Regions from separate parts of the Homo sapiens genome. Here all the other regions are linked to region 2. A link is a contact called in ENCODE Hi-C or POLR2A ChIA-PET data. All regions are on one chromosome and are shown on one strand. Each heading gives the region's core, a stretch centred on a gene start or an enhancer-like site at or near the end of the contact. The rest is flanking DNA. Distances are from core to core; before and after follow the strand shown.

Evidence for each region. A loop is a pair of places that touch in the nucleus more often than their neighbours do. ChIA-PET counts read pairs that join two places held with the same protein, here RNA polymerase II (POLR2A). Pooled maps may share reads with other maps.
Region 1: a loop to region 2 is called in a pooled map, with 28 times the contacts of the local background. The contact joins the enhancer-like site here to the promoter of ECE1-AS1 in region 2. A Hi-C loop is called at or near these places in 5 of 37 single-sample maps with no recorded cell type and 5 of 50 pooled maps. POLR2A ChIA-PET finds 5 or more read pairs at or near these places in 2 of 52 experiments (IMR-90 and WTC11).
Region 3: a pooled map shows a loop between it and region 2 (6-fold over the local background). The contact joins the enhancer-like site here to the promoter of ECE1-AS1 in region 2. A Hi-C loop is called at or near these places in 2 of 37 single-sample maps with no recorded cell type and 2 of 50 pooled maps.
Region 4: a pooled map shows a loop between it and region 2 (7-fold over the local background). The contact joins the promoter of CDC42 here to the promoter of ECE1-AS1 in region 2. A Hi-C loop is called at or near these places in 2 of 37 single-sample maps with no recorded cell type and 9 of 50 pooled maps. POLR2A ChIA-PET finds 5 or more read pairs at or near these places in 3 of 52 experiments (CD4-positive, alpha-beta memory T cell, T-cell and naive thymus-derived CD4-positive, alpha-beta T cell).
Region 5: a loop to region 2 is called in a pooled map, with 3 times the contacts of the local background. The contact joins the promoter of LDLRAD2 here to the promoter of ECE1-AS1 in region 2. A Hi-C loop is called at or near these places in 1 of 168 maps with a recorded cell type or tissue (sciatic nerve), 1 of 37 single-sample maps with no recorded cell type and 1 of 50 pooled maps.

The regions. Positions count from the first base shown.
Region 1 is chr1:21,862,384-21,867,373 of GRCh38, reverse strand. HSPG2 (heparan sulfate proteoglycan 2) reads left to right here. Exons shown (of 97, transcript NM_005529.7): 34 at 1,565-1,657; 35 at 2,009-2,089; 36 at 2,301-2,531; 37 at 3,161-3,274. Among named protein-coding and RNA genes, the nearest start is that of LDLRAD2, 53 kb to the right of the region's middle. RefSeq lists enhancers at 1,147-1,216, 1,247-1,306, 1,203-2,008, 2,009-2,814. Within about 2 kb of position 1,418, at least 3 of the 41 ENCODE cell types and tissues checked have a DNase peak (open chromatin) inside an H3K27ac peak, as active enhancers do.
Region 2 is chr1:21,291,307-21,296,134 of GRCh38, reverse strand. It overlaps ECE1-AS1 (ECE1 antisense RNA 1), which reads right to left and starts at 2,845. Exons shown (of 3, transcript NR_038404.1): 1 at 2,392-2,845; 2 at 1,925-2,201. It also overlaps a transcript of ECE1 not described here. RefSeq lists enhancers at 1,269-1,428, 768-1,967, 2,809-2,898.
Region 3 is chr1:22,102,198-22,107,126 of GRCh38, reverse strand. No RefSeq gene overlaps it. Among named protein-coding and RNA genes, the nearest start is that of WNT4, 38 kb to the left of the region's middle. Within about 2 kb of position 2,028, at least 3 of the 41 ENCODE cell types and tissues checked have a DNase peak (open chromatin) inside an H3K27ac peak, as active enhancers do.
Region 4 is chr1:22,049,748-22,055,331 of GRCh38, reverse strand. It overlaps CDC42 (cell division cycle 42), which reads right to left and starts at 2,623. Exons shown (of 6, transcript NM_001791.4): 1 at 2,590-2,623. RefSeq lists enhancers at 1,066-1,634, 1,635-2,202 and silencers at 1,915-2,094, 2,105-2,324, 2,385-2,534.
Region 5 is chr1:21,808,363-21,813,750 of GRCh38, reverse strand. It overlaps LDLRAD2 (low density lipoprotein receptor class A domain containing 2), which reads right to left and starts at 1,486. Exons shown (of 5, transcript NM_001013693.3): 1 at 1,215-1,486. The coding sequence starts at 1,299. RefSeq lists an enhancer at 1,401-1,695 and a silencer at 2,850-3,000.

The sequences.
Region 1 (4,990 bases), core at 169-2,668, 570 kb before region 2:
ATGGCTCACACCTATAATCCCAGCACTTTGGGAGACTGAGGCTGAAAAATCGCTTCAGGCCAGGAGTTGAGACCAGCTTAAGCAACATAGCGAAATGCTGTCTCTAAAAAAATAAATCGGCCGGGCATGGTGGCTCATTCCTGTAATCCCAGCATTTTGGGAGGCTGAGGCAGGACAATCGCTTGAGTCCAGGAGTTTGAGACCAGCCTGAGCAACATAGGGAGACCCCATCTCTATTTAAAAAAAAAAAAAAGTGCCTGAGCAACATAGGGCGACCCCATCTCTATTTAAAAAAAAAAGGTGAAAAAAAAAATAAAAAATTTTTAAAAATCACTGTGCTGTACACACCTGCAACTTGCCAGAAAGTCAGTCCCAGAAATGGCTGTGAACTTTCTGGCATTCAAAGCAAGCAGGAAACCAGTTATTTTATGGTTATTTGGTTCCACTCCAAAATTCCTTACCATGCCTTGAGCTCATGGAGAATATCCCTGTAGCCATGTAGCCCAGGGCCGTGTGTGTAATCAGCAGGTGTTTGATAAATGCTGGTTAGCTGAGTGAACACACAAATGAACAAAGAGGTAGGCTTGATGCAGTTTGGTATTGAGATGAATGTCTGCCCTGGTGGCAGAGGAGAGAAAGCAAAGTCCTGTGGGACAGAGCTGGGGAGCCTCAGCTGTCCACGTGAAGGTCCTCTGCAGCAGAAGTAAGGACTCCCCAGTCATGAGCAACACAGTGCCCAAGTCCAGTGGGCTTGTCTGCAACAAAGAATCTATCGGCTCATGCAACTGCAGAGTCTAAGCATGTATGGTGTCAGGCATGGCCTTATCCAGGGGCTCATTAGGGCTTTATCTTGGTTCTCCAGCTTCTCATCTGACTGCAGAAGGGACTTTCTCTGGCCTGGTAGAAAGAGCATAAGTGCACGGGTTACTTGTCTATCCCTGATGGGGTGGCAAAGGGCAGTGGTAGGTTATGCAGATTGGCCAGGCCTGGCTCATGTCTCCACTATAGAGGAGGAGGGGATCAGGGCCCTCAGACCACATGGTCTGCATGTGCGGAGACAGTTGTTCTTTATAGAAAACCACGGTTTAGTTTCTAGAAAGCAGGAACTGGATACTGGGCAAACAAAAACCACCTGCCTAGGAGGCAAGGCCTCCGAGGGGCTGCCGTCAGCCCCACCCCCATGGCTGAGAACTTTTGAAGCTTCCGCAGCCTCCCCATGGTGGTCATTGTCATTACACTTGTCTGCCTTATGGGAAATTCCTGTAAATGAAAGCAGACCTGGAGTTTGTTCGCCGGCACCGTCAGGCAATGGGGAATAGAGAACCTTGCAGAGCAAAGAGGCTGCTCAGCATCATCACCACCATGTCTGGGGCTACAGAGGAACTGAGAAATGTCCTGTTTCCCAGGCAACCATGCACCCTGGCCTCTTGGTTTGGGCAGGGAGGGGGGTGGGGGAGTGTGGCACAGGTGCAAAAAGGCCGCCAGATGCTCCATCCCTCACCTATATGGTCCAACACTCACACCCCAAGGTCAGCCTGTGACCTCTGGGCTTGCCTCTTTGCAGGTGGCGGCCTACGGTGGGAAGTTGCGATACACCCTCTCCTACACAGCAGGCCCACAGGGCAGCCCACTCTCTGACCCCGATGTGCAGATCACGGTGAGCATTTGGACACCATGCTGGGTGGGCAGAAGGGCAGGATGGAAGCCAGGGGCACCCTCGGCATTTGTCCTTTGTCCTTTCCATCCAGCACTCAGTTTTCTGGCACAGGCTGGGGGAGTTAGGCCCATGCCCCCACATCCCTGCCTGGTTGGACACTACCCAAGCAGAGGATCCTGCTGCTGGGAGAAGGGGGCAGTGGGCATGTGCCTGACTCCTTTGGGCGCATGAGCTTGGGAGAGCAGAGAGGTGGGAGGCTGGGGGTTACAGAGAATCTAGGACTGGTGGAGGACACCCTGGCACCCCAGGGACCCCTCGGCTCCCCTTCCAATCCTGCTGGTGTCTTTCCAGGGCAACAACATCATGCTAGTGGCCTCCCAGCCAGCGCTGCAGGGCCCTGAGAGGAGGAGCTACGAGATCATGTTCCGAGAGGTAAGGGGCACCTGGCCATGCTGTGTCTAACCCCACCCCACCCTCCACCCTGACTCAGAGCCTGGCTTTGATACCCACCCTGTCTCTCGCTCCCCAACCTTCACCTGGCAGCCCTCAGTCAGTGCCTGTAAGGCAGGATTTGGGGGGTGGTAACTGTAGGAGCAGCCCACAAAGCCCACTGCCCCCGCCCACGTTGCCACCCCCAACCCAGGAATTCTGGCGCCGGCCCGATGGGCAGCCGGCCACACGCGAGCACCTCCTGATGGCACTGGCCGACCTGGATGAGCTCCTGATCCGGGCCACGTTCTCCTCCGTGCCGCTGGCGGCCAGCATCAGCGCAGTCAGCCTGGAGGTCGCCCAGCCGGGGCCCTCAAACAGACCCCGCGCCCTCGAGGTGGAGGAGTGCCGCTGCCCGCCAGGCTACATCGGTCTGTCCTGCCAGGTGAGTGTGTGGCCAGCTCCACCACCTCTGCACAGGCACAGAGGCATCAGCAAGCAAATCAGCCGGCGTCGCCGCAGCCTTGATTACCATCATAACTATAATGACCCCTGCATCTGGGCCCTGCATGTATTCCTCCCGACAGCCCTGAGTTACATATCATTATCCCCTTTAACAGGTAAAAAAATAGAGGTGCTGAGGGGTGAGTGTGTCCCAAGGGCACACGGCTAATGTGTGGCAGAAACTAATTTGAACCTGGGTCTGATTGACTCCAAAGCCTAGCATGTCCTAACCACTGGGCAGTGCAGCCTCACGTTTGGGCCACACTCTCCGGGGGTTAAAACCCAGTTCATGCCCTTGAGGGGGCCCACCAGAGACAGGGAGCCAATTCAGAAACACAGATTACTCCGGCCCAAAGCACAGCATAGAGATGCCTCCCAGAGGTGAACAGTGTGGACTGGGAGAGGGCCGTGGGTGGGAGGACAGACTGAGCAGAAGTGGGGAAGGAGGGGCGCCGGCCTGTGATGTTCCAGGGTCACCCCTGGGAGGACACTGGAGGGAGGGGTTCTGGGTCTGCTGGCTGTGGGTGGGGCACGTTGGGAACAGAGGCCAACCTTCCTCTCTGCCCCTAGGACTGTGCCCCCGGCTACACGCGCACCGGGAGTGGGCTCTACCTCGGCCACTGCGAGCTATGTGAATGCAATGGCCACTCAGACCTGTGCCACCCAGAGACTGGGGCCTGCTCGGTGAGCTGCAAGCGAGGCCAGGACAGGGGGTCAGCTCAGCTGGGCCTGGGTGGGGGACCAGGGCTGGACAAGGCAGGCATCAATCCAGGGGATCAGGATCATGGGGCATGGCCTGTGGTTCAAAGCACCTGGGTCAGCAGGCCAGGTCACCGGGGATGGTGGGGTGGCCAGAGCTATGGAATAACATCCTTCTGTGTAAAGAAAACTTTGGTTCTTTACTATTTTTTTCTTTTTCTTAAAAAAATTTTTTTTATCTAATACAGATGGGGTCTCACTTTGTTGCTCAGAAGGTCTTAAACTCCTGAGCTCAAGCAACCCACCCGCCTCGGCCTCCCAGAGTGCTGGGATTACAGGCGTGAGCCACCACACCTGGCCTTTTTACTTTTTTTTTTTTTTTGAGACAGGGTCTCAGTCTCGTTCTGCCTCCTGGGTTCAAGTGAATCTCATGCCTCAGCCTCCCGAGTAGCTGGGACTACAGACATGAGCCACTGTGCCTGGCCTCATTACATATATTTTTTATACCTTGACTTTTCAGAGTAGCATGTATATAGCCCCCCAGGGTACGCAGTGAAGGGGCAGGTGGTTGACAGCCATAACCTAAACTTGGAGCAAGGAACACCCTATTGTTGATACCACAAACGTGAATCTCTTTGGAGGAGAATCTGTAACCCACATGTTTTTATGAGGATGCACGTATTTTCTTTTTCTTTTCTTTTTCTTTTTTTTTTCAAGACAGTCTCGCTCCGTCACCCAGGCTGGAGTGCAGTGGCGCCATCTGGGCTCACTGCAAGCTCCACCTCCTGGGTTCACGCCATTCTCCTGCCTCAGCCTCCCGAGTAGCTGGGACTACAGGCGCCCGCTACCACACCCGGCTAATTTTTTGTGTTTTTAGTAGAGGCGGGGTTTCACCTGTGTCAGCCAGGATGGTCTCGATCTCCTGACCTTGTGATCCACCCGCCTTGGCCTCCCAAAGTGCTGGGATTACAGGTGTGAGCCACCACACCCAGCCTCTTTTTTTTTTTTTTTTTTTTTTTTTTTTGAGATGGAGTCTCGCTTTTGTCACCCAGGCTGGAGTGCAATGGCACAATCTCGGCTCACTGCAAGCTCCGCCTCCTGGGTTCACGCCATTCTCCTGCCTCAGCCTCTGGAGTAGCTGGGATTACAGGCACCTGCCACCATGCCTGGCGAATTTTTGTATTTTTAGTAGAGATGGGATTTCACCATGTTGGCAGGCTGGTCTCTAACTCCTGATCTCAGGTGATCCACCCACGTCCTGAGATTACAGGCGTGAGCCACTGTGCCCGGCTGACAATACACATTTTTAATGCTCTGCCCCCAAATACCTGAGTGTATACCTTTCCTTTGCTATCACAGGTACTTAGGGAGAAAATAGAATTAGCATCACCCTTTTTGACAGCTATTTGGATGGATGTACTTTTTAATTTATCCAATTCCCTATTCATGGATGTTTAGGTTTGTTTCTAGCTTTTTTTGCTTTTTTCTTTTTTTTTTTTTTGAGATGGAGTCTCGCTCTGTTGCCCAGGCTGGAGTGCAGTGGTGCAATCTCGGCTCACTCCAACCTCCACCTCCTGGATTCAAGCAACTCTCCTGCCTCAGCCTCCTGAGTAGCTGGGACTACAGACGCACACCACCATACCCAGCTAATTTTTGTATTTGTTAGTAGAGATGGGGTTTCACCGTGTCAGCCAGTTGGCC
Region 2 (4,828 bases), core at 1,596-4,095:
GCAGGGCTAGAGTAACAACAAATGTTGGCTGAACAAAGGCCAAGACTGGAAAATCTGGATGAGGGCAGAAGCAAATGGGAGGGGTGGTGAGGAAGACAAGAAGAAGCAAGCAGAAAGAGGTGGCCTGCGCAGGATGTCCCTCTGGTGTGGTTCACGCAGGCTTGGGCTGCTGGATGCCAGGCAGTTCATGTTCTAGCTTACTCGGTATTTACAATGGCCCTTTTACGGATGAAGAAACTGAGACCTGAGGGTGAAAACAACATGTCCGAGGTCACATGAGCCAGGAAACCTGTGAGTGGGCTCAGGTCTGTCTTAATTGCCTGATAAATGTTGTTTCTAACTCTGTTCCACAAAGGATTCATGATAGGTTATAAATAAAATACATTCAGTAAAACGACATGCAATACCAAATGGAAAATCAGAATCACGGAAAACAGAGTGGAAAATGTGGACAAGGAAAAAGCTGAACCTAAAGGCCAAGAAAGTGCCCATAGGCGAGTTTCTGATTTGGCTATGAGTTTCCTGGCAGCCAAAGAAAAAAGAGATACAAGCTGATTCCTGTTATTAAAAAGTAAAGAAGCAGTTTACACTTTCAGGAACTTCATAGTAAATTTTAAAATAAGCTAATCACATGGAAATTTCTCTGGTGAAAAATACTGGGAAATATAATGGATAATGTAATAATAATAAATGTCAAGTGGCATATCTTTAGAAATGATAGCCATATTTTTATATCTTATCCCTTGCCCAAAGTTGTGTTACTTGGGTTTGTTTTTGTTTTTGTTTTTTTGAGACAGGGTTTTGCTGTGTTTCCCAGGCTGGTCTTGAACTCCTGGCCTCAAACAATCCTCCGGCCTGGGTCTCCCCAGGTGCTGGGATTGCAGGCATGAGTCACCATGCCCAGCCAAGCACTTTATCTATATTAACTCATTTAAGTGTCACCACAGTCCTATGAGGGAGGTACTATTGTTATCATCATCCTCCTCATTTGACAGATGAGTACTGAGGCACAGAGAGGCTGAGTCACTTGCTCAGGGTCACAGAGTTGGGAAGTTCAGACTGGGGATCTGAAATGAGGTTTAGATCCAGAGATTTTACCCACTACATTATAGCATCTGTGAAATATAAGTGTTTAGCTACCAGATAATATGAGTGTGTTTTAGATGACATGTAAAGATTGAACAGATCCCAGCCAATTACCAGCACCAAAAGTAGTAACTGATGGGGACTTCGGCCACAAAGGGCAGCGTCTCTAAGGAGCTGAGGCTTAGAGACAATGTGAAAGTAGCTGTGGAGGGTGTGGCTCAGTCCCAGGCCTCAGAATTTCACATGTGGGGCTTCCCTTTTCCACCTCATCACCCCAAGATGACTTAACAATCCCCCGCCTTTGGCCAACCAAACGCAAGAGCCATATGAGTGACTAATGTCGTCTGGGCAAAGGGGGTCATGCCCAGGTGCTACCAGGCCAGGAGGCTTTTGTCGCCAGAAACCTGTGCGTGTTTATATTTCTCGTTTCTGCTCACCACAGGCCTTTGATTTACAAGGGTGGAGTTTCCAGAGCTGGGCACTGTTGCACCTTCATCTGGCTGTCATCACTTCCTCTGTGCAGCTGGGGCACCGGGGACTGAGGACGGGGCAGTCCACAGGGAGCTGTGGTTCCACCCCTTCACTCTTGGTTTCTGCCAGGCCCTCCTCTTGAACACTAGACCCAGATTCAACCCAGATTTCTCCTCCACGGCTGCACAGTGCCAGGAAGGGAACTGAGAAGACCAAAGTGGAGGTTCTTTACCTTCCCCAACACACTCGGGGCCAGGCGTGGCACCCACAACTGCAAATGAGACAATTAGGGAGAATAAGTGCTGGCTGCCCTGTCAGCCCAGAGCCTCAGTCTGCCCAGGGCACCCAGACTCTGTGAGGTTCCCACCTGAAGAAGCAGTTCCATCTTCCACAAGGAGCACAGGACCAAGAGTCCAGGACCCAGGTTCGAGGCCCAGCTCTACCACTTTCTCGCCGCGGGGCTCGGGTTCTCTGGAGGCAGCGTAATGGAGTCAGTGGGTTTGGCAAGGGGAAGATTCGCATTATGGCTCCCTCAGTCTCCAGGCAGGTGACTCAGGGCTGGGGGGAGGTCCTTTCTCCTCTCTGACCCTTGGTCATCTCATTTGTAAAGCGGAGGTGATGATTCTCATCTCAGGGACGAGGCACTGTGGGGTTAGGAGAGAATTTGTCAAGTGGCATGGTTGGTTTTTGGTCTGTCTAGGCCCCTCCCCCTCTCTGTAAGCTGGAAGCGGTACTTGTGAGGCTGAGGCTCTAGGTGGGTGTGGGGAGCCATTGGGGTAGTGAATGGAAGGCCCTGGGCGAAGGGCCCCAGGCAGCTGTTGAAATGTCACTCACCCACTGTGGACTTCCCACCAAGCAGAGCCCGCCAAGCCTTTCCCGTCTGAGGTGGGTTCAGTTTCACTACCGGGCTGAGGCAGGCATCTCAGGAAGGGGCCCTCGGCTTTTGTGTGCTGAAAAATAACCAGGCTCCATCTCTGCTGATTTCTGCTTGGGAGTTCCGTGAGCTTCCTGCATCATCTGTCCACAGACAGGCTGCCGCAGGGTGGACATCAGAGTCCCTGGGGTGGCTTCCGGCCTCCCTCCCTTGCCTCCCGCCTTTGCTCAAACATCTGTAGAGGCTCCAGCCCCAGACTAAGCCCTTAAGGAGACAGGGTCCCGTGAGACCCAGCCTCTGCCATCAGGGTTCTCCTGTCTAAAATGCTGTGTGCCTCAGTAAAAGGCAGCATGGGGTAGGGTGGCTGTGTGGGGACACAGAGCCAGGGACCAAATGCTGTCTGGGGTCCCTGGAGGGTGGTCAGGAGAGCTTGCCAGAAGGGGGAAATCTCTGAAATGAGACAGAAGGAGGAGGAGCCATCGCTTAACCACACCTGGGCGAGTTAACTTCCCCAAGCCTCAGTTTCATTCTCTGTAAAAGGAACCAGTGATACCTGCTTCTGAGGGAAGGGTGAGAAGCTTAAAAGAGATGGTATAAAAGAACTGACAAATCCCGTACACCAGCCGGGTGAATCCCTTACACCACCCACATGCCCCGGGGAGATGTTCTGTGAACTGAACTTCTTTTTCAAAAGTCTTTTCCTCTGGCAATCGACACCTGGTAACGTAGTGTAACCAAGTGTCCTGTTCTAGAAAAAGCCCAGCTGCAACCCAGCAGTAAGTGAAGCAGCCTCAGAGTCCCCTCTCTCTCTGGGATGGGTAATGGAAACTCCTCCACCCAGTGGGAGTGAGGCAGAAGTCTCCAGAATTCAGAGCTTTCCCATGCACCCTGCCTCCCCAGGGCCTGTGACCTTTAGATGTGTTCCCTGTTTCTGTAGGCATTATGAAGTTAGATGCAGGAGAGTTCTTGAGAACTTGAAGGCACTTCCCCTCTACTTGTCCCCCCTTTGATTTTAACAACCGTTTGTTGAGCACCTACTCTGTGCCGGGTGATGGAGAGTCTCTGTTGGACAGGCCAGACAAGGTCCCAGCCCCAGTAAAGCTGTGGATTCTGGAGAGGGACAGAGACAGTGATGATAAAGACATGGAAACAAAACAGTCTGCAACAAGTACTGTAAAGGAAAACAAACAGGATGCTGTAACAGAGAATTTGGGGGACTGCTTAGGGTTCCTGGGACATTTGAGGAGCTGGTAGGCTGAGATCTGAAGTTGGAGCTGACCATGGGAAGAGTAGAGAGGAGGAAAAAATGTTCCAGATAGAGACAACAGCAGCTACAAAGGTCTTGGGGGAAGAAGAAACTTGTAGAAACTGAGGAGTTGTGTGAGGAGGTTGGTGGGGGAGGGGGCGCTGGCAGCACAAGATGAGGGCCCAGAGTGGGCAGGGGCCATGGGGCCTGGTGAAGGGTTTGGATTTCATTCCAGGACAGTGGAGGGTTTTTAAGCAAGGGAGTGGTAATATCAGAATTTTTTTTTATTTTATTTATTTACTCAGACAAGATCTTGTTGTGTCGTCCACGCTGGAGTGCAGTGGTGCAATCACAGCTCACTGTAGCCGCCACCTCCTGGCTTCAAGCGATTCTCCCACCTAAGCCTCCCAAGTAGCTGGGACTACAGGCGCATACCACCACGTCCTGCTAATTAAAAATATATAATATATAAATATATATATATATATTTTCTTTTTGTAGAGATGGGGTCCGTGTTGCCCAGGCTGGCCTAGAATTAGACTCAAGTGATCTCCTGCCTCAGCCTCCCAAAGTGCTGGGATTACAGGTGTGAACCACTGAACCCAGCCAGATTTCTGTGGTTTGTTTGTTTGAGATGGAGTCTCACTCTGTCACCCAGGCTAGAGTACAGTGGCACAATCTCAGCTCACTGCAACCTCGACCTCCTGGGTTCAAGCGATTCTTCTGCCTCAGCCTCCTGAGTAGCTAGGATTACAGATGCATGCCACCAGGCCCAGCTGATTTTTTGTATTTTTAGTAGAGATGGGGTTTCATCATGTTGGCCAGGCTGGTCTTGAACTCCTGACCTCAAGTGATCTACCCAACTTGGCCTCCCAAAGTGTTGGGATTACAGGCGCGAGCGAGCCATGGTGCCTGGCCTCAGCCAGATTTCATTTTAAAGGCTCATCCTGGCTGCTGAGGGGGCTGTCAGAGGGCAGGAGTGGAAGCCAGGAGACCATCTGGAGCCATTGCCCTCACTGTCCCTGTGACGTCAGGCCCCTCACCCCTCTAAACCTGTTTATTCACACATATGTGTGACTGTGAGAATCAAATTTGGAATGAGCAGAAATGCACTTTGCAAAGCTGAAAAGTACGCATAAATGCAGGGATTC
Region 3 (4,929 bases), core at 779-3,278, 810 kb before region 2:
ACACCTGTTCTATTTGCCTCACAGGCTTTTATGAAGATGAACATGAAAGCATTTTCTCAGCAGCTTTATAAATACAATGTATTACGACCCATGCAAGCTTTTTCCCTGTTGCCTTCTTTTGCATTCCTGACTCCTCTTCTCCCTTCCTTCTGTTCATAGAACTGAACTATGTGCTCAACACCATGCTAGATAGGAGAGGCTCAAACACAAGTTAAGACAGCAGAGACATTAAGAAAATCAGGCAGTGTGAGACCAGAGCCATTTGGTTCCCAATGAACAAGAACCAGACCTGCTGAGGCCCAGGAACCGACCTCAGCCATATATTTCTGTCTAAGTTTCAGGCCTGCCCAAGACCCTCTCAGTTTAGCTGCAGGGTCTCAGGACTAGAGGTTTAGTGTCTTCCTAAGTCAGACATTCATTGCTGAACCAAGTGATCTTTTTCAAGGCTACTTCCAGCCCCAAGATCCTACCAATTTGCCCCTAACTCATCTGCTTTTTTTATCCTCAATTCACTGGCCTCTACAAACCAGGCAGCCTCAACTCAATTAGAAACACAACTGCCCTCCCTGGCAGCAAAAGGGGGCTGAGAGAAACCAAGAGCCGGAAGTCCTCCTAAATGGCCCAGGGAAAAGGTGAACCTTCCACTGACTTACCCATTCTGGGCACCTAGACTCAGAACTCTGGAAGAAGGGGGAGGTCATCTGGTATAACAGTCCCAATGGCTGCCCTCAAAAGTTCTCTGCTTGTACCTATTTCAAACAACCTAAACAGCCCTGAAATCGACCAATTTTCTCCAAGCATCATCCCACACACAGACATTTCACTATTCCCTGACAGTCTAACTTTAATTCTGCTTGTAGGGATGGAATATATCTGTCTAAAACAGAGGATGTCTTGGTCTGCAAGTTCCCCAACAACAGAATCTACAAGGCTTGACTCATGACCCAATTTAAGTAAAAAATAAAAATAAATAAAACAGACAAGGAGAACGAAGACTGATACTTGGCTGAAGGTTAACTGAAAGGCAATTTCATGACAGTCAAGCAGACTGGGGTCTAGGGAATTGGCAGCAATTATTTTAAGAAATGAGAAGCAAGATTATCGAATTTGGCGCACAGTAGTGTTTCTATATCTGCACAGGCTGCAGGTATGGGGTGATGACATTCTGTGGGCGGTGGGCTCTTTTCCCAGCAATGTGGGAGCCTGTACTCTCCTCTTAAGGACAATTAGAAAGAAGCTTAACAAACCTTACTAAGTTCCAGGTGCACAACCAGCCAGTCTTTTCTTGCTATTTCTCTGCCATCTAGTGGCTGCTCTGGATCATTACAGGCCCACCTCATCGTCATTTTCCTTGGTCCTTCCAGTAACTTCCTAAATGATGATACCACTTACACAGCTAGATCTGGTGGGTGCTTTACCTATGTTATTGCTAGTCTTCACAACACTGCAAGGTACATTATTAATTCCATTTTTCAAATGAGAAAACCAAGGCTTATAGAAGTCACCTGTCCAGGGTTACAGAGGCTCAGTAGAAAATGTGATACCAAAGTCCATCCTCATGCCATTGTATCACTCCTCCTGAAGGAACAGAAGGCCCTGAAACTAAACATAATTTCAATTCTTCCAGAAATGCCTACATGCTCCAAGCTCCTCACAGCTAGCTACGATCTTGGTCAAGCAGGTGGCACCACTGCCTCCTCCGGAGCCCCACAATGCATTGGAACCACACTGGGAACTGGGCAAATCACCCCACTACATTTACTTCATTTGAAAACTGAGAGATCATGTAAAAATGTGTACACAATGTTCATTGTAACCAAAAGGTAGAAATAACTCACGTGTCCATCATTTGATGGAATGAATAAGCAAAATGTGGTATCTCCATACAATGGAATACTATTTAGCCATAAAAAGGAATGAAGTAATGACACATGCTACCATACGGATGAACCTTGAAAACACGTTAAGTGAAACAAGTTGGTTAAAAAAGACTACATATTATAATTATACGAAGTATTCACAATGGGCAAATCTACAGTGACAGGAAGTGGTTCAGCGGTTGTTTAGGGCTGGGCAGATGGGGCAGAAAGTTTCAGGGTATGACAGCTAAAGGGTGTTTTTGAAGAAAAGAGTTTTTGAAGGAAAGAGAAAGTTCTAAAATTTATCAGGTGATAGTTGCACAATTTTGTGAATAAACTAAAAACCACTGACTTGTACACTTTAAGTGAATTGTATGGTACAGGAATTATATCTCAATAAAGCTGTTACACTCACCCCACCCCGCCAAAATTGAGAGGGCTAGTCTAAATAACCTCTAAAAGTCCTTCCCATTGTCTTTTTAAAGAGAGACTCACCTATCATTATCATTCCCATTACTGATAACTTGGCCTGAACCAAGTTCAACTAACTTGAACCAAGTAAGACTATAATATCCTCAAAGCAATTAAAATCAGAGAGGAAATAAACATAATCTGAATCTTCTAGCTCTTTAAAATACTTACAGTTCTACGATATATACAAAACCTAGATTTTGAGAAGCAGTTTTTCTTCCTTATAGCCTTTTAAGACTTTCAAGGATCTCCTTTTTTAAATCCGAGAAGTGTAAGTAATCAGACCTGATGGGACTGTGGAGTCCCGTACTTTCTCTCTACAGCACTTAACACCATCTCTGACATACACATTTTAATCATGTCTGCCTCCCCCTACTAGAATGTAAGTCCCGCCAGTTTAAGAATTTTGTCTTGGTCATCCTACTGCATCATGAGAGGTACTGATATGGTTTGGCTGTGTCCCCACCCAAATCTCATCTTGAATTATAGTTCCCATAATCCCCATGTCCCCACATGTCATGGGAGGGACTTGGAGGGAAGTAACTGAATCATGAGGGCGGTTACCTCCATGCTGTTCTCGTGATAATGAGTTCTCACAAGATCTGATGGTTTTATAAGGGGCTTCCCCCTACCCCCCACCACTTTGCTCTGCAATTCTCTCCTGCCGCCATGTGAAGGACGTGTTTGCTTCCCCTTCCACCATGACTGTAAGTTTCCTGAGGCCTCCCCAGCCATGCTGAACTGTGAGTCAATTAAACCTCTTTTCCTTTATAAATTACCCAGTCTTGGGTATGTCTTTATCAGCAGCATTGAGAACAGACGAATACAGGTACTAAGCAGACGTTTGTTAAATAAATGAATTTATGAACAAAGGAATGAACTGCATTGTTAGTGTTATGTAGGCAAACTAACTATACAGTACCTTCAGATCTATACCAGGTATACCACTAAGGCATACCAAAGAAAAATGCAGCATGTTAAGAAATAATGGCTGTAAATCACTGTAGGCAGTGACTGAATGTGGCAAAATAATCTACTGACAAACAATTAGATGTGTTCCCAAAGTCACTCCTAGTCACCCTCAATCGGGCAAATCACACTTTGTTTCTTCCTTTTATTATTACTATTATTCCCAGAGGTGCATCAGACCCACCACTGGCCCCACGGGGAAGTACCATTAGCTCCTCCAAGAGTTCTATGAGCTAAAAAGGCACTGGTTACGACTCTCAACCCCACAGTCATGATCCATAGATCACTGGTTACTACAAGGTAACAATTCCTTAGAACCTCTATCAGAAGAGAGCAGGACCAGGCTGGCATAAAAGAACACTGGCCTAAAAACAGAGGCCTGAAGTGTAGTCACCAAACAGCTGTACAACTCTAAGCAAATTGTTTTCCTTCCCAGAGACCATACCCTTATTTTAAAATGTAATGAATTATCACCCTTGGCCTATCCACCTCACAGACTGTGGGAATAAACTGAAAGAACGTGACACACTGTGCAAATGTAAAATCTTGGTCATTATTTTCAGGGAGGAAACACAGGCCTCACCACATTTCAGCACTAGCTGGGGTCTTATCCAGAAGGACTTGAGGGTTCATCAGAAAATACTACTGGGATTGCTTGACAGGTTTTTTGAACTGCATTCCTACCCATCTGAACTATTAAACACAGTCTACAGGAAATGCTTAATTCAAACATATTTGCCATTCGGGCTAGCTCTGTAAGTCTCAAGATCTCTAAGCAGCAAGCTTCCCTCAAGATAATCATACAACAGCTAACAATAATAACCAAACACTGTTGTAAGCACTTTACGCACATGAACTTGTCTAATCCTCATGAAACCCCGTGAGGTGATATTGTTACTATCCTCAAAAGAAAAACATCCAAGTTAAATATCTTGCCCAAGATCACACAGCCAGTAAACAGTGAACCCAAGATTCAAAACCAGGCAGTCTGGCTCTAGAGTCTATGTTTTTAATACTACTCTATACTGGCTCCTACAAAACAGACAAGATATAGATAAGCATTCCTGAAATGAATAAATGCCTAAACAAAAGTAAATCACAGTGACAAATTACCATTTTGTACCCACTACCATTATAAAATTGGCTGTTCTTCTATGAGAATTCCCTATCAGACAAAGCTTTGTCTATCCTCTTGTCCGAGTGCTTATTGGAGGAGAGTACCTTATCCCTAAATCCTAATGACAACTCTGCAGAATTGGCTCGATTTTACAGATGTGTAAATCAAGACTCAAAAACTAAAGCAGTTTGCCCAAACACAGCTAGTCATTAACAGAGCCAGATTCAAAGTTAGGGCCTTCTACTCCAAAATATATGTGCTTTTCCTACTATTTAATACAGTTTTTCTCTTTAAAATCAAAAAGTTCTACATAGAACTGGCACTAGAATGATTCCTGAAACATGAACAACAGGAAATATGCTATTTTATATAAATTGTAATGAAGAATGCCAGGATACTTACAAGAAGGGAAACAGATAAGTCTGTGTAAAGGGATCTAGTTTCACCACTGAATTATATTTATGCTTGGATCCTACTAGTATTCCCAAAAGGAAGTGATCCATAAGGTAGGAA
Region 4 (5,584 bases), core at 1,374-3,873, 760 kb before region 2:
TTACTGAAAACGAGCTCATTCAATACTTAGTTGATTACCAAACTCTTATCTCCATCTCAGTATAAAAACTATAAATTCAGGCCGGGCACGGTGGCTCACGCCTGTAATCTCAGCACTTTGCGGGGACGAGGCGGGCGGATCACGAGGTCAGGAGATCAAGACTATCCTGGCTAACACCGTGAAACCCCGTCTCTACTAAAAATACAAAAAATTAGCCGGGCGTGGTGGCGGGCGCCTGTAGTCCCAGCTGTTCGGGAGGCTGAGGCAGGAGAATGGTGTGAACCTGGGAGGCGGAGCTTGCAGTGAGCTGAGATTGCGCCACTGCACTCCAGCCTGGGAGACAGAGCGAGACTCCTTCTCAAAAAAAAAAAAAAAAAAAAAAAAAAAAAAAAAAAAAAAAAAAAAAAAAATATATATATATATATATATATATATATATACATAAATTCAAACTACTGTTACTTTCTAAAAGGAAAGATACAAATTGATATTATTTAAAATTATTAAAAATAGAAAGCTCAAGAAAATAAGGCAGATGTGTTCCAATTTTATATGCCTAAAATATTACATCAAGGCTAACAAATGTATTTCAGAAGATTCAAGTTCCACACCTATCCAATGGTCTGTAATGCCTACACACTACAGAAAGCTGCCTTGAACCTACACTCCTTTTAAGTGTTTACCAATCTGTTCTCTATAGAAATGAGAAACAGTGGGAAAGCACTTGTTTCGACATGAATTATCTTTACAACAATGCATTACACAATTGGATCTCATTTGCTTTACAGAGTCAACATTTTTGTGTGATACTATTGCAGTCGCGGAAGGATACAAAATTTAGAATGTAAACACCCTAGGGAACAAAAATTGTGATCTCTGCTTGACCCCAGGAGTCCGAGACCAGCCTGGGCAACATGGCGAAACCCTGTCTGTACAAAAAATACAAAAATTAGCGGGGCATGGTGGTACATGCCTGCAGTACCAGCTACTCGGGAGGCTGAGGTGGGAGGCTCACTTGACCCCGGGAGGCGGAGGCTGCGGTGGGCCAAGATCGCGCCACTGCACTGCAGCCTGGGAGTGCAATATCCATTATATTTAGTAACGTCTTTGAGACCCTGTCTCAAAAAAAATAAAAATTGTGATCTCAAAATTATGAAAATATTAAGTTTTTTGCTTAAAGATCGAAGTCTCGTTTTTAATAACAAAACTAAAATGTCTAGCATAGATCAGGCATAAACTGATCCTCTTTTCAACACAACTTCACCACAAAAAGTGCACTTGAATCAACCTAGGGAGATTCCCAGCATGCAGTAAGTCATAAAGGAGAATAAACAGTCTGGGAAAGTCATTTTGGACCGAAAAGTGTTCCCACAAATAAACCCACCTCATTCTAGTATAGTCAAAGGGACCTCTATTTAAAGTTAATGCCACGCAAGGGGCCGTGGACGGTGTTGTCTTACACTTTATTCCCTGACACAAACTAATCCTGGGATTTTAAACCTTCCTAGCTTTTAGGTGCACTGAAGGCGGTCATGAACACAAGTAACAAGCTTTCAAAACATCATCTGTGAATACGACGTGTTGGGAAGCAGGCAGGATAAGCCACTGGGTGACCGACTAAGGCTGCAAAATGCTGTTTGAATTTAAGTCCCTGACTTGTAGGAGTTAAGTCTCACTCCTTATACCGCGATGACGTAATCTTCCACACTACATTTATCTTGGACTTAAAGGGGAGGAAAAACAAACGAACAAAGAAAATTCCCCCCCGATAAGAGGAATTAACCAAGCAGCAGAACGACGGCTTCGGGAGGTAGTTAGGTAACTCCCCGAAAGGGAAGCTTCAGCTAAACCGGCAGGGAGCGGGCTGGAGGAGCGGATGGAAATGCTAGGAACTCGACCTCCGAAAGGAAGAGCAGCCTGGAGGCCGTGGCTCGGGGCCACCCCGCCCAGAGGACGCGGCCGGCGCGGAGGGGAGCTCGGACAGGCACCGCCGCGAGCAGCCAGCGAGCTGCCCTCCTGCCACCGCCCCGCCGCGGCCGCAACGCCACTCCCCTCCCCCGCCCCCCCACCCCCGCCGCAAAATGTCCGCGGCGGCGCCCGGCGAAGCAGGAAGTCCAGGCCGGAGCGCAGGGCACGGAACGCAGCCTGCCAGCACGGAAGACCGGCGCCCGGCCCGGCCCAAGCGCCCGCGAGTCGCTCTGAGGCCCCCGGCCGCCCTTAGGAGCCCGCCGGGCCGGGCTGGGGGGAGGGGAGCCCGGGCGCCCAGGATGGGTGTGACCCCCTTCCTTCCGCCGCTGCCGGTGACAGCCCGGTCCCGCTCGCGCCCCGAGCCCCGGCCGCGCGCCCCTCCTCAGACGGGCGCCCCCTGCCTCCCCGGCCGCGACCCCCGCCCCGGCTCCCCCACAGAACGCGGACCCGCGCCCGCCCGGAGGACGCAGCGCGAGCCGGGCACTCCCCCACAACCCGTGCTCCCGGGCCCCCCACGATCCCGCAGACGGGGTGTCCCCGAGGACTGGGAGAGGACGGAGACGGCGGGGATGGGAAGGTAGGGTGGCAGCTCCCGCGGGGAACCTCGGGCCCCGCACTCACCTCAGCTTCTCCACCGGGGCGTTGGCAGCACTGCGCGGGGTCTCCTCGGCTGCCGGACAGGGGCACGCACCTGACGTCAGCGCGCAGGAGACGCACAGTTGGGTGCCCGCGGAAGTGGGAGGAACAGGGAAGGGGAAGAGGCTGGGGCGGGTCAAGGCGGTGCCTGGACTGCCCTGGCTCCGCCCGCCTGTCGCGCACGCGCGGGCCGGCGCAGCTCGTGAGTTCGGGGCTATGCTCTGCATGTTTTCCTAATGGTTGTATTTGTAATAATACTGTGAACGATAGTATGCAAAGCGCTTCCTCTACCAGTTCTTTTTTGTTTGTTTTTTCTGAGACAGTCTTGATCTGTTGCCCAGACTGGAGTGCAGCGCGCGATCTCAGCTCACTGCAACCTCCACCCCTTGGGTTCAAGCGATCCTCCTGCCTCTGCCTCCCGAGTAGCTGGGATCACTGGCACCTGCCACCACGCCAGGCTAATGTTTGTATTTTTAGCAGACACGGGGTTTCACCATTTTGCCCAGGCTGGTCTCGAACCCGTGACCTCAAGTAAGTGATCCACCTGCCTCGACCTCCCAAAGTGCTGGGATTACGGGCGTGAACCACCGCGCCCGGCCCACTACCAGTTCTTTTGATCCTTGCAAGCTTGTGAAGCAAGGTATTGTCCCATTTTGCAGAGAAGACGGAAGCTTCTCTGAAAGGGCTGGTGACTTGCCCCAGATCACAGGGGTGGATGGTCTCTCACTCCCCGGGCCTGTATTCAGTCCGCCGTGATGTGAGAACTGAGTATCACTCTTCTTATCTCTACCTACACCCAGTGTCCCTCGCTGTAGCCACATGGGTCTTTTTTAGAGTTACAACCTTCCCCCAACCACAGGCCTTGTGTTTTTGTTGTTGTTGTTGTTGTTGTTGTTGTTGTTTTTTCTTTGAGACGTTCTTGCTCTGTCACCCAGGCAGGAGTGCAGTGGCACGATCTCAGCTCACTGCAATCTCGACGTCCCGGCGATTCTCCCACCTCAGCCTCCCAAGTAGCTGGGACCACAGGCGCATGCCACCATGCCTGGCTAATTTTTGTATTTTTTTGTAGACACAGGGTTTTGCTGGATTGCCCAGGCTGGTCTCGAACTCCTGGACACAAGCTATCAGCCTGCCTCAGCCTCCCAAACTGCTGGGATTACAAGGTGTGAGACATTACGTCTGGCCAAGGCCTTGAATTTCTTTGCTCTGCCTCCCTCCTCTTCCCCCAAATTTATATCACTGCATTCTTCAATCATCCTATCTTCGCAGTATCTATTATTTGTCTTCTCTGCTAGTATGAAAGCTTCAGGAAAATAGAGAACTTCCCTCTCTTATTCTTAGATGTTTCCCCATGTTAGAGAAAAATCGCTTAAATTGCTTATCCTAGGCCGGGCACGGTGGCTCATGCCTGTAATCGCAGCACTTTGGGAGGCCAAGGCGGGCGGATCACGAGGTCAGGAGATCGAGACCATCCTGGCTAACACGGTGAAACCCCGCCTCTACTAAAAATACAAAAAAATTAGCCGGGCGTGGTGGCGAGCTCCTGTAGTCATAGCTACTCGAGAGGCTGAGGCAGGAGAATGGCGTGAACCCGGGAGGCGGAGCTTGCAGTGAGCCAAGATCGCGCCACTGCACTCCAGCCTGGGCAACAGAGCGAGACTCTGTCTCAAAAAAAATAAAAAAAAATTGCTTATCTTAATAACAGCTCATTTATTGTCTACTGCCACAGCTATTTGGCCAACAAAGACACTTAATTCCAGTATATTGACTTATAGTCATATTTTCTTTTGGATTTTTTTTTTTTTTTTGAGACGGAGTCTCGCTCTGTCACCCAGGCTGGAATGCAGTGGTTCGATCTCGGCTCACTGCAATCTCCGCCTCCCGGGTTCAAGCAATTCTCCTGCCTCAGCCTCCCAAGTGGCTGAGACTACAGGTGCCCACCACCATGCCCAGCTAATTTTTGTATTTTTAGTAGAGACGGGGTTTCACCATATTGGCCAAGCTGGTCTTGAACTCATGACTTTGTGATCCACCTGCCTTGGCCTCCCAAAGGGCTGCGATTACAGGTGTAAGCCACCGCACCCAGCCCTCTTTTGGATTTTTTAATTACCCAAAAATAAGAACTACATTTTTTAGTGTTTACTGCAGGTATGGCTAATAGCTTTGCAGGTAGTAGTAGCTAATTTAATACTCACAGCCACCCTATGAGTTAAGAACTGTTACCCCCACTTTATGGTTACATGAACTGAAGCTCAGAGGTGTTAAGAGACTTGTCCATAGCCGCCATGCCAAGCAGTGGCAGAGCTGAGACTTGCACTCAGGAGGCTGGCTCTAGTTGACTATGACACTACCACACTATCAAGCAGGTTTATTATAGAGAAATTAGAAGATAAGCTTCAGGCCAGGCACAGTGGCTCACATCTGTAATCCCAGCACTTTGTGAGGCTGAGGCTGGTGGATCACCTGAGGTCAGGAGTTGAAGACCAGCCTGACCAACATGGTAAAACCCCATCTGTACTAAAAAACACACACACAAAAATTTGCTCGGTGTGGTGGCAGGTGCCTGTAATCCCAGCTACTTGGGAGGCTGAGGCAGGAGAATCATTTGAATCCAGGAGGCGGAGGTTGCAGTGACCCCGAGATCATGCCATTGCACTCCAGCCTAGGCGACAAAAAAGTGAAACTCTGTCTCAAAAAAAAAAAAAAAAAAAAGCCAGGTGCGGTGGCTCACGCCTGTAATTCCAGCACTCCGGGAGGCCGAGGTGGGCGGATCACTTGAGGTCAGGAGTTCAAGACTAGCCTGACCAACATGGTGAAACCCTTTCTCTACTAAAAATACAAAAATTAGCTGGGTGTGGCATGCACTTGTATTCGCAGCTACTCGGGAGGCTGAGACAGGAGAATCGCTGGAACCTGGGAGGCAGAGGTTGCAGTGAGCCGAGATTGCGCCATTGCACTCTAGCCTGGGCAACAAGAACAA
Region 5 (5,388 bases), core at 237-2,736, 520 kb before region 2:
TCAGAGGAACAGTGACATTGTTGAGCCGTTGAGTTAACCATCTCTGGAATCACCTATGACCACTCTTAACTGAAATAGCAAATATCCTACCATTTAAGCCCCATTTAGTTTGTTATCTGTTACTTACAGCCCAAAACATCCTCACTGGTACAGGGTTGTTGTGAGGATTAAATGAGAAGATGTGCAAGTACTCAAAGTAGCCCTGATTTCTGTAAGCACAGAGAGGAAAGAGGAGGTGGGTTTTCTGGTGCAAGATAGGGACCAGTGGGTACTTGAGGACCAGCCAGGATGTGGGTCTTTGAGGAAAAAATCCTTCATCAGAGCTCAGGATGTGGGAGCACTTTCCAATATTTGGTATTTCTCTGCTAAAGCCAGAGCCTACCCTGAAGGTACACAGGGCAGGCATGGAGTTTAGAGAGTAAGGGAATTGGGCACCCTTTTTTTTTTTTATTTCTTTGAGACGGAGTCTCTCTCTGTTGCCAGGCTGGAGTGCAGTGGCGCAATCTCGGCTCACTGCAGCCTCCGACTCCCTGGTTCAAGCGATTCTCCTGCCTCAGCCTCCCAAGTAGCTGGGATTACAGGCACATGCCACCATGCCCAGCTAATTTTTGTATTTTTAGTAGAGATGTGGTTTCACCATGTTGGCCAGGATGGTCTTGATCTCGTGACCTCATGATCCGCCCGCCTCGGCATCACAGAGTGCTGGGATTACAGGCGTGAGCCACTGCGCCCAGCCGGGAATTTGGCACCTTTTATGTGCCAGGTATTATGAAGTGCCTTGCATGACTTATCTCATCTTATATGCCAATAATCATAGTCCCTTAAGGGGCAAGGGCCTATTATTTTCATTTTACTGCCAAAGAAATTCAGAGAGTTGAAACAATGATCTCAAAGGTACAAACATAAGAAGTGGCAGAGTGTGTAAATGCAGCTTCTCTGAATCCGAAGCCTACAGAGTTTTGCAAAGCAGGCCCTGAGGGCTGTCCTGCCCACTCCCAGACTCCTGCTTCTAGGTGACTGGCAGATCCAAGCCTTCCAGAAGGCTTTGGGTTGGATTTGGGGATGCCAAGCAAGACCAGACACAGTTTCCCAGCCTCCCCCAGCTCAAAAGGTCTCAGCCCAGCAGGATGAGTGCTGACTGGGGAAACATAGTCTCTAAGGATGGTGGGGGCCCAAGTCTTCTGGGTGCCCCAACCAAGCCCCCTGATACTTACCTGTCTCCAAAGCAGTTGCAGTCAGGGCGGCTGCCCCCAGCAAGAGCAACCTTTGGGGCAACTGCAGAAGACAACAAGCCTCCATCCAGGCTCTGCTGTGCCCAGCAATGGGGCAGACCCACAGAATCTTCAGCTTGGGGTCTCTGGGGAGACTGGAGTATGGGGCCTGGTCAGGCCAGCAGGGAGGCTGGTGGGACACAAGGAGAAGGGGGAGGCAAGTCTTCACTATGATCTTAGTGCTTTGCCTTCCAGATCCTCTTCATTTGGTTCAGAACTGTGTCCAGGGGTTGCCATGGAGATTTGGAGCAAGGGCTAGAGCCTGGGGAGAGGAGGCAGGGAGGAGATCTGCTCCCCTTCTGCCAGACAGGAACCAGGAAACTCAGATCCGGTTCAGCCATAGGGCTTCTGGGAGGAGGACCCACAGGAAGCCAGATCTGCTACCTTCCTAGATCAGCTGGCCCCTTAGGGACTGAGCTTGAGGGAGGTCCAGGACACCAAAGGAGCCTCTCTGAGGGCCTAGAGAGCAGCAGGCAGAGAAGGAGCACTGGACCAGGAGTCTGCTGTATTACTAACAAGCCATTCCTGCCTCAGGGCCTTTGCACTCATAGATCCCTCTGTCTGGAGTGTTGTCCCCCCATAGCAGTGCACGGCTGACTTCTTCAGGTCATCAGGTTGTGGCTCACATGTTACCTCCACAGACCACACTCTCCTGACCACCTCTCCAACTAAATTAACACTCTCTCTCTTTGTCACTCAATCACATCTCAAATGTATCATCCCAGCACTGTCTGGAATTATTTTGCCTATTCATTTCTTCTTGTATATATTGTCCACTGGCCTCCACTAAAATTATATTCCATGAGTATCTTGTTTACCTCTGAACCCTTATGTCATAGCACAGTCACTGGCACAAGGCAGGCGCCCAGGAAATAATGAAAGAATAAGTGTGTGGCATTGAACAAATGACCCCTTTTTCTGGATTTTACTTTCCCATGTGTAAAATAAATACCCTGGACTAATTCAGACTTTTTCAAAACGTGTTATTAGTAGAACAATTTTTTTTCAAAAGGTATGTTACAAGGAACCTTTATCTATAAAACTGAAGCTTTTCAAGCCCTGGCATCCTTCTCTGGAAAATGGGATAATGATTAATTCCAACCACATAGTTGCATTGTAAGAATTAAGTAACTTGGCCTGGCTTGGTGGCTCATGCCTGTAATCCCAGCACTTTGGGAGGCAGAGGTGGGTGGATCACAAGGTCAGGAGTTCAAGGCCAGCCTGGCCAACATAGTGAAACCCCATCTCTACTAAAAATACAAAAAAAATTAGCCGGGCATGGTGGTGCATTCCTGTAGTCCCAGCTACTCAGGAGGCTGAGGCAGGAGAATCGCTTGAATCCGGGAGGTGGAGGTTGCAGTGAGCTGAGATTGTGCCACTGCACTCCAGCTTGAGCAACAGAGTGAGACTTCATCTCAAAAAAAAAAAAAAAAAAAGAATTAAGTAACTTAATACAAGTGGGGTACTTGGAATAGTGTCTATCATGTAGTAAAGTAACCAATGTATTTCAGCTTGAATGATGATCATTAATGTCATCGTTATTATTTAAGCAGATGTTTCAAGTGTGGGGGAGGGGAGGAGCTAAGCAGCCCAAATTGGCAGTGCCTGAGACACCACCTCAAAATCCCAGGAATCCATGAGAAGGTTAAGACCTCTGGACCTGGCCGGGCACAGTGGCTCACACCTGTAATCCCATCACGTTGGGAGGCCAAGGCAGGCGATCACCTGAGGTTGGGAATTCGAGAGCAGCCTGGCCAGCATGGTGAAACCCCATCTCTACTATAAATACAAATATTAGCCGGGCGTTGTGGCACAGAGGCTGAGGCACAATAATCGCTTGAACCCGGGAGGCGGAGATTGCAGTGAGCCGAGATTGCACCACTGCACTCCAACCTGGGCGATAAAATAAAAAAAAAAAAAAACCCAAAACAAACACCTCTGGACCTATTATTCCCTAACAGCTCTCCCTCCTGGAGCGGTCATTTGATGCAACCTTGATTTCCTACAGTGTATGATGTCCAAATCTGTACCTTGGGGAACTCCAAAAAGACTCAAATCTTCCCTCAGCAAGAATGAATTTATCATGAAGCCCACTGAAGCTTAAACTTCAGAACTCATCACCTGCATGGGATTATATGGTTTTTGTTTTGTTTTGTTTTTGTTTTTGTTTTTGTTTTGAGACTGAGTCTTGCTCTGTCGCCCAGGCTGCAGTGCAGTGGCGCAATCTTGGTTTGTTGCAAGCTCCGCCTCCCGGGTTCACGCCATTCTCCTGCCTCAGCCTCCCAAGTAGCTGGGATTACAGGCACCCGCCATCACGCCCGGCTAATTTTTTGTATTTTTAGTACAGATGGGGTTTCACCGTGTTAGCCAGACTGGTCTTGATCTCCTGACCTTGTGATCCACCCACCTCAGCCTCCCAAAGTGCTAGGATTACAGGCGTGAGCCACCGCGCCCGACCTTTTGTTTGTTTTTTTTTTTTTTTGAGATGGAGTCTCACTCTGTTGCCCAGGCTGGAGTGCAGTGGCATGATCTCAGCTAACTGCAACCTCCCAGGCTGGAGTGCAGTGGCATGATATCAGCTCACTGCAACCTCTGCTTCCCGGGTTCAAGAGATTCTCCTGCCTCAGCTTCCCGAGTAGCTGGAACTACAGGTGTGTGCCACCACACCCAGCTAATTTTTTATTTTTAGTAGAGATGGGGGTTTCACCATGTTGGTCAGGCTGGTCTCGAACTCCTGACCTCAGGTGATCCGCCCACCTCGGCGTCCCAGAGTGCTGGGATTACCGGAGTGAGCCACCGCGCCCGGCCGGGATTATATGTCTTCATAAAATTTGCAAAAGTAAGAATGGTTATAAACTTTCAGTTTTGCAAGATGAAAATGTTTTAGAGATCTGTTGCACAGTACTGTGAAAATACTTAACACTACTGAACTGTACACTTAGAATGGCTAAGACTGGCCAGGTGCAAGGCTCACACCTTTAATCTCAACACTTTGGGAGCCTGAGGTGAGAGGATCGCTTGAAACCAGGAGTTCAAGACCAACCTGGGCCTGTAATCCCAGCACTTTGCCTGAGGTCAGGAGTTCGACAGCAGCCTGGCCAACATGGTGAAGCCCAATCTCTACAAAAAAATACAAAAAATTAGCCAGGCGTGGTGGCACACACCTGTAATCCCAGCTACTCGGCAGGCTGAGGCAGGAGAATCTCTTGAACCCAGGAGGCAGAAGTTGCAGTGAGCCGAGATCGAGCCACTGCACTCCAGCCTGGGCGACAGAGTGAGACTCCGCCTCAAAAACAAAAACAAAAAAGACCAACCTGGCAACATAGCGAAACCCTGTCTCTACAAAAAATTAAAGTTAAAATTAAAAAATTAGGTGGTGCCTACACTCTTAGCTATACTACAGCTACTCAGGAGGCTAAGGCAGAAGGATCACTTGAGCCCAGAAGCTTGAGGTTACAGTGAGCTATGATCATGACACTGCACTCCAGCCTAGGCAACAGAGCCGATCCATCTCAGAAAAAAATGGTTAAGATAGTAAGCTCTGTTATGTATTTTCTTGCCATAATTTTTTAAAATTTTGCAAACATGAGGGGTACATGTTCTCAGGACCTCTTGATACTGTGCCTCAAGCCAAATAAAATTTTTAAAAAATACAAATAGGGTTGGGAGTGGTGGCTTACGCCTGTAATCCCAGGACTTTGGGAGGCCAAGGTGAGTGGATCACCTGAGATCAGGAATTCAAAACCAGCCTGGCCAAACTGGTGAAAACCTATCTCTACTAAAAATACAAAAATTAGCTGGGCGTGGCCAGGCGCGGTGGCTCACGCCTGTAATCCCAGAACTTTGGGAAGCCGAGGCAGGTGGATTGCCTGAGGTCAGGAGTTCAAGACCAGCCTGACCAATATGGTGAAACCTCATCTCTACTAAAAATACAAAAATTAGCCGGGCGTGGTGGTGGGCGCCTGTAATCCCAGATACTCGGGAGGCTGAGGCAGCAGAATTGCTTGAACCCGGGAGGCGGAGGTTGCAGTAAACTGAGACTGAGCCATTGCACTCCCACCTGGGTGATATAGCGAGACTCTGTCTCAAAAACAATTAATTAATTAAATAAAAAATT